Regions from separate parts of the Mus musculus genome. Here region 2 is linked to region 1. The links are chromatin loops, found by intact Hi-C in ENCODE. Cell type or tissue: left cerebral cortex. All regions are shown on one strand.

What was found. Peaks named below come from ENCODE experiments on the same cell type or tissue, not always from the same donor. Only the 100,000 strongest peaks of a DNase experiment are listed, where the experiment ranks them.
Region 2: a loop joins it to region 1, with 6 times the contacts of the local background. A loop is called at or near these places in 2 of 42 quality-filtered maps.

The regions. Positions count from the first base shown.
Region 1 is chr11:91,422,465-91,430,464 of GRCm38, forward strand. No RefSeq gene overlaps it. Among named protein-coding and RNA genes, the nearest start is that of Gm38950, 140 kb to the right of the region's middle. In left cerebral cortex, no CTCF peak of the experiment used is centred here; DNase peaks (open chromatin) are centred at 4,485 and 5,202.
Region 2 is chr11:90,859,559-90,867,558 of GRCm38, forward strand. The region is part of intron 2 of 4930405D11Rik (RIKEN cDNA 4930405D11 gene); the gene reads left to right. It also overlaps the pseudogene Gm11516. Among named protein-coding and RNA genes, the nearest start is that of 4930405D11Rik, 59 kb to the left of the region's middle. In left cerebral cortex, no CTCF peak of the experiment used is centred here; DNase peaks (open chromatin) are centred at 4,630 and 5,007; H3K27ac peaks cover 1,059 bases.

The sequences.
Region 1 (8,000 bases):
CCAAATTTAATCTGAGGGGAAAATCATTTATTTGATCTCACAGTCTTGAGATTAATTTCTGAAATAGGAAATGGAAGTATACTTGAATCTAGTTTTTTTGTTTGTTTGTTTTTTCCGAGACAGGGTTTCTCTGTATAGCTCTGGCTGTCCTGGAACTCACTCTGTAGAACAGGCTGGCCTCGAACTCAGAAATCCACCTGCCTCTGCCTCCCAAGTGCTGGGATTAAAGGCGTGCGCCACCACGCCCATCTGTGTATGGATCTTTTTATATGGACTACTTTGTAGCAGCTGGTTCTTAGAGGGAGATTGCTTTAGTTAGGTTGGGTTTGTGCATTGTTACTGCTATGGCTTTCTCTGCACACCAGCTATCTAATTCTCCAAGCTTTTTCTTGAATTTTGTGATGGTCCAGGTTGAATGGAAATGTGATTAGGCCAGTGGGTGCCCAAATTGCTGATATAGTAGTACTTGAGGGTATTTTCAAAAGACATTAACAGTTCAATTGGCAAACTGGGCAAAAACCAATCACCAAAACTAATGTGGATGGGCATCCGTCTCTCTGTTAAGTGTCTGTATAAAATTAAAGCAAGATGGGCAAAGGGTGACTTTTCTCTGCTTGAGCTGAGACAGATTTTTTTCTGTCACATGGACATTTGTATTTTTGTTCATATACCTGTCGGGTGACATTAGGACTCACCCATTTGTTAATGTTGATCGTCAACTTGATTGAATATAGTATCAATTAAGAGAAATGTTCCTGGGCAGATCTGGGAAAGCATTTCCTGGAGTAATTAGATGAGGGAGCAAACCCTCCCCCCACAGTATGGGCTGCCTTCCGGTGAGAGCACAGATGCAGATATCTGAAGACACATGGCTGTGCTTTCCTGCCTGCCTTCACTTCTCACAATGAGTAAGCTCATTTCTGTTGCTGCTTCCACCGTTAGCTGGCACCAGACTAGAACTTCCTTGGCTTTCAAAAATGGAACAAGGATCTGTGACCATCCAGGAAACCTTCAGGCCCTCTGCTCCATACTGGGGCAGTTGGGGAAGCCTGCTTCATGAACAGAAGTTATACTGGGTTCTTTAGCTCTCCAGTATATTGATGGTTATGATTGGATTACCCAGCAATTCTAATGAAACATGTGCATACACACAGGCATGGGCAGGCATGTGTACATGCGCGTGCGGATACATACATACACACACACACACACACACACACACACACACACACACACACACACACACCACACACAGAATTAGTTCTCTTTTACACCATATCTCTGTTGGATCTGTACCACCCTTTCAACTTCGTTCTGAGGCCTTTAGAACCACTTCTCTGGTCAGCTTCATGTGTCAGATTAAGGAACATCTCAGCTCTCAGAATTTTGTGTTAGATTTCTTATTTTAAACCTCTCTCTCTGTCTCTGTCTCTCTGTCTCTTTGTCTCTCTGTCTTTCTGGTCTCTCTGACTCTCTGGTCTCCCTGTCTCTGTGCCTCTCTCACTGTGTGTGTGTGTGTGTGTGTGTGTGTGTGTGTGTGTACATCTTTATTGCTCAGATTGCCTTCAGACTTGCAATGTTGTTCACCCTGTCCCTAAACCCATGGTGATTCTTTTTCTACAGCCCTCTGCTCAAGTTCTGGGTTTCCAGGTATGAAAGCGTGGGCCATCATTTCAGCTTCTAATTCTATTCTGATGGTCTGCCCTTCTTAAGTACTTTTAACCTAAGCATAACCCTGATTGACAGAAGGATGTCAAGGAGGTGAGTTTGGCATTGCTTGAAGACATTGGCACAAAGAACAAGAACTCATGTTGAGTTCCCAAGCTAACGCTTTGGGGCAGAATTTCGTGAAGCAAAGGTCTTTCTCCTCATCTTTCTTTTGCATCTCCTTTGTCCATCCAATCTGCTTGGCTTCTTATTTCTTAATATCACTTTTACTAGTTGTATCAATATCTATTTTAGTTTGACTCCATTCTGTCTGGTCCTATTCTAGGCTTCCTATTCAATGAAAGCATATATTTGCAGTTTCATTGCACTCATTGTATAAAGCATCAGATCACATATTTTAAGTGTTCAAGGAAAGAAAATAGAGACCTTATTTACATAAGTTCAATGACTATACTAGTATATATGCTTTAGTTATCAGTGGACATTATTTTTGTTAGGGCCATGGTCCTTCTTTGGAGAAAAAAATAGAACATGAAATATCTTCCCGCAGGCTCTTGTGTTAAAATACTCGGTTGCCAGCTGGGATACTTTTGTTGACTTTAATGCCTTATTTCTTTAGTCATCCCATTATTTCATTATTTATTTATTGCATATATCTATGTGTACTTATGTGCACATTCATATTGGTACCCTCAGGAACAACAAGAACACATGGAATCCACTAGAATCGGATGTAGTGGCAGCAGTGCCCAGTGTATGTACTGAGAACCAAATGCTGCTCCTCTGAAAGAGCAGTAAGGGTTCTTAGCTTCTGAGACATCTTTTGTGCCTGTGGGGATGCTTCCCTGGGAGGTTGTGGAACTTTATGAATGGTGTTCTGTTTAACAAAAACAGGTGGATGGGTGGGCCTTGAATGTGGTGTTGATTCCTGGTTCCTACCAAACTCTTCTTGCTTCGTGATCCTCCCAGATGTTGAAAGATGCATCACATGCTCCATTGCTATTGGTTGACCTATTTTAGTCACCCAGCCTTCTCGGTCATGATGAATTGATGTCTCCTGAAACAATGAGTTGAGATAAAACACCCTCTTTTCACCAGCTTTTGTAAGGTACTTGGTCACAGCTTTGAGGTAAGGGCAATGTAACAGAACAAAAATTGTTTTAAATATATTTGTGAGGTCAATCTAATTCCAACAAGAAGTTAATATTTTCTGTATTTAACAAAATGCATTTCATGAAGGTCAGGCTGTGTTTCTGTAATGTATATAAGACCACATATAAACACAGACTCGGATTAGTAGCAAATGTAAATTTAAGCATGCAAAATCCATTAGCTAAATTTGTTCCGTCAAGGATTAAAATAGAAAACCAATTTTTTTCCAGATTTTCCCAATTACTTAAATTACAGCGGTTGTTTCTAATATGCTTGTAATGAATTTGACTTTTGTAACACGATTTCTAGCATTCTGTAAAACGGAGTGACTTTGAACTATTCTTTCCTCTGCAATTTTTCCCTACCTAAGCAGGGAGCACCGGTTGGAAGTCATTCAAGGACCCAATAGCTGTCATTTGCTTTTTAACAATGGATATTTCATTAACACACTTGACTTCCTGTGAATTCCTTTTTGCCTCATAATAAGAGTTACCCTTCCCTTAACACTGTCAGGAATGGCTAAGTATGAAGGGTCTGGATTTGGACTGCCTGCCTGCATTTTATTCTTCAACATTACTTTTGTAAAGTGTTGCTATCTGGGGTAAAGGATTTGGGTTTGCTCTGTCTTTTTTTTTTTTTTTTTCCTTGTGTGTTTTATAAAATATCTATTTGTGAGTTGAATATAAGGACTAGATTTCTAACACCTGTAGGACATTTAGAATCATGCTTGGTGTTTAATCAACATGAAATAAAAGTTAATCCTTGGGGCAGATAGCATTGATTGTCAATTTGACACTATCTTAAATCATACACAACACAAGGTCCCAGGTCCACCTGTCAAGGATCATTGTGGCCAGGTTTGCCTCGGGCAGTGCCTGTGAAGGATTATGCTGCATAGATTATTCCAAGTGGGAAGACTTACCTTAAAAGTGGGTGGCACCATTCCCTGGCCTTGGATCATTGATTGAATAACAAGAAGAAATTTAGTTGACTTGGGGGAGTTTTTTCTCCTTCTTCCAGACTATGGATGTTATGTGACCAAGTTCCGTAAGCATTTATCAAGGTGACTGCCTGGTAGAGGTGGCCTGTACCGTGAGGATGAAACAAACTCTGTCTTCAGTAAGTTGTTCTATTCCGGGCATTTTAGTACAGCTGCAAGAGAAGCACCCAATTATCACAACCAAGCTCTCTGTGTCCTCTTTGCATTATTATTCTACTCATTGATAAACTTCCACCAAACATTGTTTATTTCCCCTTGTAGAAAAGGTGCTAAGGACCTAAAATATTAAGGTAGATTTAACTACATTAAGTTGAGTTTAGATTTGAGTATTCATTCATTCATTCATTCATTCATTCACTCTGCTAACACTCCTGTCTGCTCAATGTTAATGGAAAGCTATGTGGGTTTGAATGGTTAAATAAGTTACTCATTCCCAGATATTTGAAAGAAGCTCTGAAGAGGGCTCCCCTAGTACTCAGAGGGCAATAGGTGTGATTTCCAACCTGCGAGCACCAGCTAGCAAACTGCTGGATCTTCTCTGCGTGTGGACATTCTTGGCAAAGCCTCATAAGTGCAGGAGGAGGGAGCACGCAGCAGCTGTTTTGACAGCCTGGTGAGGGAGTCGGCCACAGATGCCAGGACTTGGGGTATAACACAGCCTCTCTGGTTGCCTGTATTCATATCCATCTGTTGCAGGTGGCATTTTGCCCAATCATAATGAAGGAATCAACCAAAGAGGATTTTATGAAAAATAACTATTTTTTTTTCCTCCTCTGAGTATGTGACCATCTGCCTGGGGCCTAGAAATACCTTGGTTCTACAGAGCACACTAACAAAGTCACACTGAACTCTCAATTCAGAGAAATAAGCGTATGATTGATTGGTTATTTCTGGACCATTTGTGGCTTCAGTTAATTTTTTTTCTTTTTTACATTTCAAAATATTGGCACACACAGAGAGAGAGAGAGAGAGAGAGAGAGAGAGAGAGAGAGAGAGAGAGAGAGAGAGAGAATGAACACATCCAAGGCCTCTGAAGTACCGAGGTCATTTGCATACATTATCTTTCTTAATTTTCATGATGTCTTTTAAAGTCCAACTAATATCTCCTTTTACAGATAGAGCATCCTCAACTCAAGCATTTTTCCAGGTGGCTTAAACCACTCCACATTTCTATGACGCTGTCTGGAGTCATGGATCTTACAGTTAAATCAGCCCCTTTCTAGTGATGTGGGTCAGAAGCTCTAAAAGTCCAAAGACGATTAATCCTAACACAAATGACTACAAAATCCATAATGATCTTCAACTCATCTCACTGCCAGATCAGAAATGTATTTAGTTGAAAACGGGCAAGGCTGGAGTGATGACTCAGTAGTTATAAAAACACACTGCTCTTCCAGGGGACCCAAGTTTGTTTCCCAGAACCCATGTCAGGCAGCTCACTACTCACTGCCTGAACCTCCAGCTCTAGGGGATTCAGCAAACTTTTCCAGCTGCAGCCCCCATGAGTACCCGTACTTATATGCACACATAATTAAATACAATTAATTAAAATAAAAATAAAGGAGATTCATTAACTTGGCTAGTGTCATCACAGTCCTCTTGACTGGTGGGAACAGGGATTGCGACACGAGAAGACAGACCACTGCAACCATTGCAATTTCCTGATTCCCATGGCCATAGCGTCTTTCCTCACATCCATGTGCAAGGAGCTTAGTCTCTATATATTTCAAAATCTTGTTTCTGACTTTGTCTTCAGTGGCTTTCCTTACAAGCTCAATCTTCTATATGACCTGCTTGTATATATAACTACTTCTGAAAACAAGGCTGAGTAAATGTTGGTTCTTACTTTAATAGCTATGGTCACAACAACCAACCCCCCCCCCAAAAAAAAAAAAAAACAAGCAAACAAACAAAAAAAAAAGCTTTAGGTACCTAGATTCTGTGAGATGACTTTCAAAACTTATAAATCTTTTCATCAATAAATTCTTAAAATTTTGATACACTGGGAAATAAGGTGTGTGTGTGTCTGTGTGTGTGTGTGTGTGTGTGTGTGTGTGTGTGTGTGTGTGTGTTTTAAAATGAAAATCACAGGAAATGCAATCACATGATGCCACCCTAAATTTGACTTATCAGCTAGTAAAATTATAGAGTCCTAATTTGGCTGAGATAATTTAAAGGTCTCGATTAAGAAGTAAAATAGAAGATAATGACAGAGTGGAATTGTCACATCCCCTTATACCCTGTGGGAGCCAGTAGGCACCAGTGGCTATTTCTATTTACTTTTAAATTAGCTGAGCGTAATCTTTAAAAACACATTTCTTCAGAGGACTGGTTTTCCTTGGATGATGGAATAGTTGGATATCTGATAGCACAGATCGTGCTCCTCTGGGTTACAGAAAGTTCTATTGGGACCATCTTCCTGTGACCTGATGGGGTGCACAGAATCTGCTTCTGGGTGGTGGGTGCTAGAGGATGTTGGAGTGAGGGATTCATTCCCTGCAGTGTAAGAGTGAAGATGCCACTTCCGAATCATGCTGCCTTAAACCAATTTTAGGGGCGATTCTGATCCGTTCTCGAAGTACCAAAGGAAAAATAAACATAAGTGGGCATTAAAGGTTGTTCTCCTCCCATACTCAATAAATCTAGCCAGATCAGTACAATGTGCTATATGTCAACATAGATTGATTTTTCAATTTCATAGCATGCCATTTTCTATGAGAGCAATAAATTATCAGTAAACAAAATCCAACAGGGTATCATGCAAAATAACCCGAAAATCACCCTTTTGCTTGCTTAATTGTGAGTTTGTTCGTTTCTGAGACAGAATTTTATGTGTTATAGGTTCACCCGGAACTCATTATGTAATGAAGGCTGGTCTTGAACTGATTCCGCTGTTCCTACTTCCTGAGTGCGTGTCACCATGCCTGTTTTGGGGGGTGCTACAGATCTCATCCAGTGTGTTGTATAAGCCAACCAATCACTATTTTGACTAAATACACCTCCAACTCTTCATCTAAATGGGAAATAATGTTTATAATTCTGGGATTATTTCAGATGACTTTCTATATCTATGCTTGGCCATATCTGTCCATGAAAGTTCTTAGTATTTGAATCTTACATATATTCACTCTTTGCTTTGGTAAGAGGTTGTGTCTTTTAACAATTGATGTTTGATAATTAATCAGTCCCATTCCAGCCTTGGTTTTTTTTTGTTTTTTGTTTTTTGTTTTTTTGTTTTGTTTTGTTGTTGTTTTTTTTTTTTTTTTTTTTTTTTTTTTTTTTTTTTGCTTTTTGGGTTTTTTAAATTTTGTTTTGTTTTGTTTTTTGTTTCCTCTAACTTCCTTGACAAGGAAGAAGAGTTAATGGGACTACCAGTCTCTACAGCTGTGGAGCAAGGGAAAGATAGAAGAAGGACTAACCCGTGTGTGGTTCTAGTTTCCTATTCTTCCCTCTTCCCTCAGAGTGTACACCAGTCAGGGAAGGATGGAGTGAAATCTGGAACTGATAGGTTAGGGTGATGGCGGTACGGCAGTGAATGCCAGGGGTAGGAATGTTACAACTCTTCAGTGTTAACAGCTCTTTTAGATGACATACAATGGAACAGCTCTCTCTTAAATGATATTCAATACAACCACTTGTGCTCGTACACTTTATTTATGCTGAACTTTGGAGAGTGGGGAATGGTTCTTCTTGGTGTAAATTTTCCTTGGCTGAGGCTTAAGGTTCTGGGCTTACTTCATTTGCATGGAGAGGAATCCCCCGGAACATGTAATTTTGCTAAGGACCATGTGACATTCCTCAGGTAGATGATTAGGGGTTGGGCTTCCCAAGTCAGGCAGAGAAAAGGAAGCCCCATAAGAAAAAGGAGTCCTCACATGGAGGCACTCATGACTCCAATTGCATATGTAGCAGAGGTTGACTTATGAGGCATCAATGGGAGGGAAGGTCCTTGGTCCTGAAGAGGCTTGATGCCTCAGGATAGGGGATGCTAGAGCAAAGAGGCAGGAACGGGTGAGTGGGTGGGGGAGCATCCTCATAAAATCAGGGGGAGGGGGAGATAGGGGGTTTGCAGAAGGAAAACCAGGAAGGGGGATAGCATTTGAAATGTAAATAAACAAAACATCCAATAAAAAAAGGAAAAAGAGAAAAAAAAGGTAAACTAAAATGGCGACACAGACTT
Region 2 (8,000 bases), 560 kb before region 1:
TTTTTAAATAACTTAATCATTGGAAGCAAATTAAATGGGAAGCTTACAATAGAGAGCCAGTGCTTTTTGCAAACCCAGATGGGACAGTCTGGGGTCTGCCCCTCAACCTAATCCTTCGCAAACAAAGATGGCCACAGCATTCGTGGAACTCTGGCTCAGGAAAGGGGAGACTGCTGGTTCTGTGATTGGAAGTCACCTTGCTCAGCACTCACTCCTGGTCAGCATCTGGGGCCCTGGTTTGCCGGTTCTGGTCATCACCCTTCTTCTTGTGGCCACAGATGATGTCATCAATCCACAGATGCAGAACTTCAGTCTCCACTGCTGTTTTGTATGTTTGTAGCTCCACAGCCAATGGCTCCCAAATACCCTGCTCTTTCATGTTCGCCAAGGTACCAGTCTCACCGATTCACACCCCAGGTCTCGCAACTCTCCTGTGTGTGCTTGGCCCGAAGGGAGGTAAGCAGACAAATGGTACTGGCCCCACAATTCTGGATCCAGGTCCGAGGCATGGCCTCTAACGCCTGAGCCACAGCTCTATATGGCCATTGTTCCACACCAGTCATGGCCTTAGATTTTTCTGTCAAGTCATGGGCCACGGCTATCTCAGAGGCTCCACAACCAGGCACCAGTTGAGGATCCAGTTGAACATTGCGGCACACTTGCGTGGCATCCTGGAGGTTGTGTTCTACTTCTGAGAGTATCTCTTTGCTGGCTCCTCTAAGAAGAATGGTGCAGGCCTTTGAGCCTTTTCAGTCAGTGATGAATGTAAAGTACTCATCTCCAATCGTCTTGATTTCCAATAAGCCTGCCCCTGTACCAACATCATCTTCTCTCAGTTCCTTGGGTCAGCCGACTATCCGTGCCCTACAGGCTCTAGCAAAGTGATTATTGTCTGTTTTCCAGACTCTATGAGTGGCTGTGACATTGACCCATATGAGGTAGTGCTGAGCTAAATCTGAGATGCCCTTTTCTGTGATGACAAGGTCATCACAGAATAATATCCTGTGCTGGATAATATCCTCACACAACTGCTGGATGCACTCATCTTTCATTTGCAGGATTCGGGTGAAATCCTCCTTTCGTGTAATCTCAATGTCAGTCTGACTTACTTTCTTGTACTCCAGAGAAGAATTCAGTAGCACAATTTGAGGATTCTTAATATAGCAGCTCATTACTGGATGGGTCACATCCTTGTTAATTATAACTCCGTGTAAGATGCATGAGTCTTCAGTGATGCCCCCAGGAATCTTTTCTACCCTCGAATACTTCTTGATGTCATTTTTTTTCTGCCATTCTCTTCAAACTGCACAGTCTTAACAGTATCCAGTGCAATGCTGCATGCCAAAGAGGATCACCAGTTGATGACATTTGTAGTAATAGAGCTATTGATGATGTTTAACATCATCTCATAGTTATTGACATCAACAGGGGTACTGATTTTCTTCAGAGTGTTGATCATATCACCCAGTGTCATGCGATAAGCACTGATTACCACTGTTGGGTGCATCTGCTGCTCTAAGAAATGCTCAGCCACAGACAGCATCAAGGATAACTACTGATGTGGTTCCATCTCCAACCTCTTCATCCTGGGTCCTGCTAATTTCAATCATGGACTTTACTGCAGGATGCTGGACTTGAATCTCTCCAAGAATGGCATTGCCATCATTGGTCATCACGATTCCTCCCATTGGGTCCAAAAGCATCTTCATCATAAATTAAGGTCCCAAGCAGGTCCTGATGATGTCTGCATTTGTCTTTGCAGCGTTGATATTTCTAGATGGAACTTTTCTTCTGACTGAGCATGAGCACTGGATGGTGCATATAGACTTTGTGTGTGTGTCCCCTCCCCCACCCCCGGCTTTGAGCAGGTTGGCTCAGACCTGATTTGCCACAGTTGCTAGCTTACCTAGAATGGAATCTTCTGACTCAGGTAAGATCTATTGTCCTGCCACATCTGCAGTTTCCTCCAAGAAGCCACTACCTGCTCATAGGCTGAAGCTGTTTTCCTGACAAAGCAATGAGATCCTGGCGTGGTAGGGGATGGGTGTTCCCCCTTTATAGGCTCAAACTCATAAGCAAACATTGGGCCTTGATCAGAGAACTTTGTCTTGGCTCATTATTTCTCTCACTGCCTTTCCCATCCAACCCCATCTTTCCTTTCAGGAATTTAGTAATCCATGGCCACTGGCGGCTACAAGACTTTGCTGTTTGCTAGTGAATTTCTTCTTTCCTCTTCAAAAGCATAGCCAATATTTATGAAGTATACTTTACAAGTGGGTCATAGTGGAACTGAGTTGACAAAGATCTTGTAGACACTGCTGAACTAATTGTATCACTAAAATATCTATTGGGGACCTACACAGCTTTATTAATAGGCCCACAATGTTGCAGGAAACATGGTTTTAAGAACGGAGCTACTCGTTTAAGATCTACACAGTAACTAAGTTCCAGATCATCTCTTTCACCTCAAAACCTGTTCTTCCTCCAGCGATTGATAGAAAATAGAGCATGGACCATATATGTGATTTAACTGGTTTCACTTTGTCTTCATAGATAGAAGTTTCTAGCTGATCATCAGTATTAACTGGGAGTTGCACATAAATGCATGAATGTTCAGATTAGCAGAATCAAGATAATACTAAAATTCTTGCTCATAAAGATTACATGTGATATAAACATGTTCTGAGGTACCCATGGTGATCTGGTACAAATACATTATGTCCATCCTTTGTGAGCACTGTGTGCAAGCTCATGCATGTGCACATGTGTGTGAGTGAAGTACATGTGTGTTGTGGGGGTTGCATGCCATGCCACATGTGTGGAAGTCAGAGGACAGTTTTGTGGAGTTGGTTCTCCCCTTCTACTTTTCCCCTGGGTTCCATTGTTGACATGGTTGACCTCAGGTTGCCAGGCTTTTGGGGAAAGTGCCTTTGTAGGCTACAGCACCTCAGTAGCCCATATCATTTCCCTCCTAATATAAAAGTAAGTTGTAATTGATAGACTACCGAAAGTGCAACGAGGAGATCATATTAAGAAAATTTGCAAATGGAGATGATTACTGCTTCCTATGCATTTGAATGGAGAGTTACAACAAACCTTCACATGTGAAAACATAGATTTCAGGTTGAGATGATAGAGTACATTGGTTACTTTTTATGTTGCTAGGAAAAATACCCAGAGAAGCAACTTACAGGGGGAAATACTTATTTGGATTCACTGTTTCTGCCCATCACAGCCGGGGAAGGCATGACAGAACTCTTCACAGCAGGAGCCTATGAGAGCTGTCTCATAACAAACCAAGAAGCAGAAGGGGTGGGAGATATGGCTCAGTGGGTAAAGTGAGAACCTGGGTTTGGATTCTTAGCACCCACATAGAAGCTAGTCTCCATGGTGCACATTTGTAAACCTAGCACTGGAGAGATGCAGACAGGAAGAGTCCTAGAGTTTATTGGCTACCAGCTCAGCTACATCGGTGAATTCAAGGTACAGGAAGAGACTGTCTCAAAAAATGAGGGGAAGAGTAAGTGAAGACAAAGATATAAGATATTGGTCTCTAGACTCTACATACACATGCAACTGTATACACATACAGACACACAGAGACACTCCTCTCTCTCTCTCTCTCTCTCTCTCTCTCTCTCTCTCTCTCTCTCTCTGTCTCTGTCACACACACACACACCCACATACAAAGGCAGAGAACTTGGTGTTGAACCAGTAGATAATAACTTTCCACATCCACTCCCAGTGGACCATTTCTGCTAGCTAAACCACTTGTCCTAAAGGTTCTACAGTGTTTGAACTTACATTTCCTGCTGGGAACCAAATGTTGAAATACATGGACCTGTGGGGATGTTTCACATTCAAATCACAGCATCCAATGGCAACATTCTTTCATGTTGAACAGCAGGCTAAAGTGGACATTTAAGTGGAACAGCTTTTGACATTATCATCACCTATCTAAATAAGCCCTATACAATGAGTTTAATCTTAGAATAATTTGTTTGAATTTGCAAATGCATGGGACAATTTATTGTCTAAACTTTTTATCTATTAAAGGAAAATGTAATAATACTAATGTGAATCTTGGAGTTGTCCAATAACTATTTTACACTGTTGTATACTTGGCACTTCGAGATATTGAATCATGGCTAAGCCTCTCCCTGTACAAATCCTTCTCTTCATCTTGCTACCACCAAAGGAAGGCTACTCCTCAGATGCTGCTATTAATTGCCAATAATTTTGATTGCCTATGGAACATCCAGAAACATGCAGACTCTTCAGGCTGACTCTACCGCTGGTGTTTATAGCTTAGCTGAGCTTCATCTTATACCATGTAGAGTCACTCTGACCAGTTATTTCTCAAAGAAAAGAATTTGATATAGATATCAGAACTTGCTAATACCCTAGGAGATTAATTTCCTGTGACAGTGCATGAGACAGATGGTATCTTCTTATCCTTCAACTGTGTTCTGAAGGGTGAAGGTTTTTTTTTTTTGCAGTTTTTCTTCTTTCAATCTTGCTTAAACTATTTCTTGTGAATGAAGCGTTAAAATAGAACTCACTGCCTACTCCACTTCTGCTTAGAAACCTGTCTTTCAACTCTTTTGAGCTGTATCCCTCCTTCAAGCCTTTACACTGCCCACTTCTCTTCCTAAGGCAGCCACACTCTCTGCTGTGCTCTGGTCGTACACCTCCCACAGACTTTATGTAACACTGAAAAGAAAGGACTTTCCTCACCACCACGCCTAAGGTAAAAGTTATCTTACAAAATTAATTGGCTCTCTTTTTCCTTAGCCATTAGCAAAAAAGAAAAAGATTCATAAGTCTGCTGATTGAAGCGTATTTATTAAATATGAATTATTTAAATGATAAGAGAAATGCATGCTTGCTATAATGATTTAAACATTCCAGAAATGTTTAAATTAAAGTCAACTTGTTCTCACCCAAGCTCCACTTTTTCCAGTTCAGTTAAAAATATTACACACTAGCCAGGCAGTGGGAGGCAGAGGCAGGCAGATTTCTGTATTTGGAGACCAGCCTGGTCTACAGAACAATCTCAGGACAGCCAGCCCTAGACAGAGAAACCCTGTCTCAAAACAAAACAAAAACAAAACAAAACAACCCCCCAACAAGAACAAAAACAAACAACAACAATACCAAAAATTGATACTTAAAGTTCTTTTCATTTTAACTTATTTATGCAAGTCTATACCAAGCCTATAACTATGTAATTGTGTTATAAAAGCATAGTAAATTTATTTTTCCATTTTTATTAGGTATTTAGCTCATTTACATTTCCAATGCTATACCAAAAGTCCCCTATATCCACCCACCCCCACTCCCCTGCCCACCCACTCCCCCTTTTTGGCCCTGGTGTTCCCCTGTACTGGGGCATATAAAGTTTGCAAGTCCAATGGGCCTCTCTTTCCAGTGATGGCCGACTAGGCCATCTTTTGATACATATGCAGCTAGAGTCAAGAGCTCCGGGGTACTGGTTAGTTCATAATGTTGTTCCATCTATCCATCTATAGGGTTGTAGATCCCTTTAGCTCCTTGGCTACTTTCTCTAGCTCCTCCATTGGGAGCCCTATGATCCATCCATTAGCTGACTGTGAGCATCCACTTCTGTGTTTGCTAGGCCCCGGCATAGTCTCACAAGAGACAGCTACATCTGGGTCCTTTCAATAAAATCTTGCTAGTGTATGCAATGGTGTCAGCGTTTGGATGCTGATTATGGGGTGGATCCCTGGATATGGCAGTCTCTACATGGTCCATCCTTTCATCTCAGCTCCAAACTTTGTCTCTGTAACTCCTTCCATGGGTGTTTTGTTCCCAAATCTAAGGAGGGGCATAGGGTCCACACTTCAGTCTTCATTCTTCTTGAGTTTCATGTGTTTAGCAAATTATATCTTATATCTTGGGTATCCTAGGTTTGGGGCTAATATCCACTTATCAGTGAGTAAATATTGTGTGAGTTTCTTTGTGAATGTGTTACCTCACTCAGGATGATGCCCTCCAGGTCCATCCATTTGGCTAGGAATTTCATAAATTCATTCTTTTTAATAGCTGAGTAGTACTCCATTGTGTAGATGTACCACATTTTCTGTATCCATTCCTCTGTTGAGGGAAATCTAGGTTCTTTCCAGCTTCTGGCTATTATAAATAAGGCTGCTATGAACATAGTGGAGCATGTGTCCTTCTTACCAGTTGGGGCATCTTCTGGATATATGCCCAGGAGAGGTATTGCTGGATCCTCCGGTAGTACTATGTCCAATTTTCTGAGGAACCGCCAGACTGATTTCCAGAGTGGTTGTACAAGCCTGCACTCCCACCAACAATGGAGGAGTGTTCCTCTTTCTCCACATCCACGCCAGCATCTGCTGTCACCTGAATTTTTGATCTTAGCCATTCTGACTGGTGTGAGGTGGAATTTCAGGGTTGTTTTGATTTGCATTTCCCTGATGATTAAGGATGTTGAACATTTTTTCAGGTGCTTCTCTGCCATTCGGTATTCCTCAGGTGAGAATTCTTTGTTCAGTTCTGAGCCCCATTTTTTAATGGGGTTATTTGATTTTCTGAAGTCCACCTTCTTGAGTTCTTTATATATGTTGGATATTAGTCCCCTATCTGATTTAGGATAGGTAAAGATCCTTTCCCAATCTGTTGGTGGTCTTTTTGTCTTATTGACGGTGTCTTTTGCCTTGCAGAAACTTTGGAGTTTCATTAGGTCCCATTTGTCAATTCTCGATCTTACAGCACAAGCCATTGCTGATCTGTTCAGGAATTTTTCCCCTGTGCCCATATCTTCAAGGCTTTTCCCCACTTTCTCCTCTATAAGTTTCAGTGTCTCTGGTTTTATGTGAAGTTCCTTGATCCACTTAGATTTGACCTTAGTACAAGGAGATAAGTATGGATCGATTCCCATTCTTCTACATGATAACAACCAGTTGTGCCAGCACCAATTGTTGAAAATGCTGTCTTTCTTCCATTGGATGGTTTTAGCTCCCTTGTCGAAGATCAAGTGACCATAGGTGTGTGGGTTCATTTCTGGGTCTTCAATTCTATTCCATTGGTCTACTTGTCTGTCTCTATACCAGTACCATGCAATTTTTATCACAATTGCTCTGTAGTAAAGCTTTAGGTCTGGCATGGTGATTCCGCCAGAAGTTCTTTTATCCTTGAGAAGACTTTTTGCTATCCTAGGTTTTTTGTTATTCCAGACAAATTTGCAAATTGCTCCTTCCGATTCGGTGAAGAATTGAGTTGGAATTTTGATGGGGATTGCATTGAATCTGTAGATTGCTTTTGGCAAGATAGCCATTTTTACAATGTTGATCCTGCCAATCCATGAGCATGGGAGATCTTTCCATCTTCTGAGATCTTCCTTAATTTCTTTCTTCAGAGATTTGAAGTTTTTATCATACAGATCTTTCACTTCCTTAGTTAGAGTCATGCCAAGATATTTTATATTATTTGTGACTATTGAGAAGGGTGTTGTTTCCCTAATTTCTTTCTCAGCCTGTTTATTCTTTGTATAGAGAAAGGCCATTGACTTGTTTGAGTTTATTTTATATCCAGCTACTTCACCGAAGCTGTTTATCAGGTTTAGGAGTTCTCTGGTAGAATTTTTAGGGTCACTTATATATACTATCATATCATCTGCAAAAAGTGATATTTTGACTTCCTCTTTTCCAATTTGTATCCCCTTGATCTCCTTTTGTTGTCGAATTGCTCTGGCTAATACTTCAAGTACTATGTTGAAAAGGTAGGGAGAAAGTGGGCAGCCTTGTCTAGTCCCTGATTTTAGTGGGATTGCTTCCAGCTTCTCTCCATTTTATTCTAAAACATTTTCACTTTAGCTTATTGTGTGAATATACTTCAAAGTAACATTTTAAAATATAGCTCATTTATGGGCTGGTGAGATGGCTCAGTGGGAAAAGCCACTTGCTTCCAAGCCTCATGATGTGAGTTTGACCCTCAAAAGTCACACTGCAGAAGTT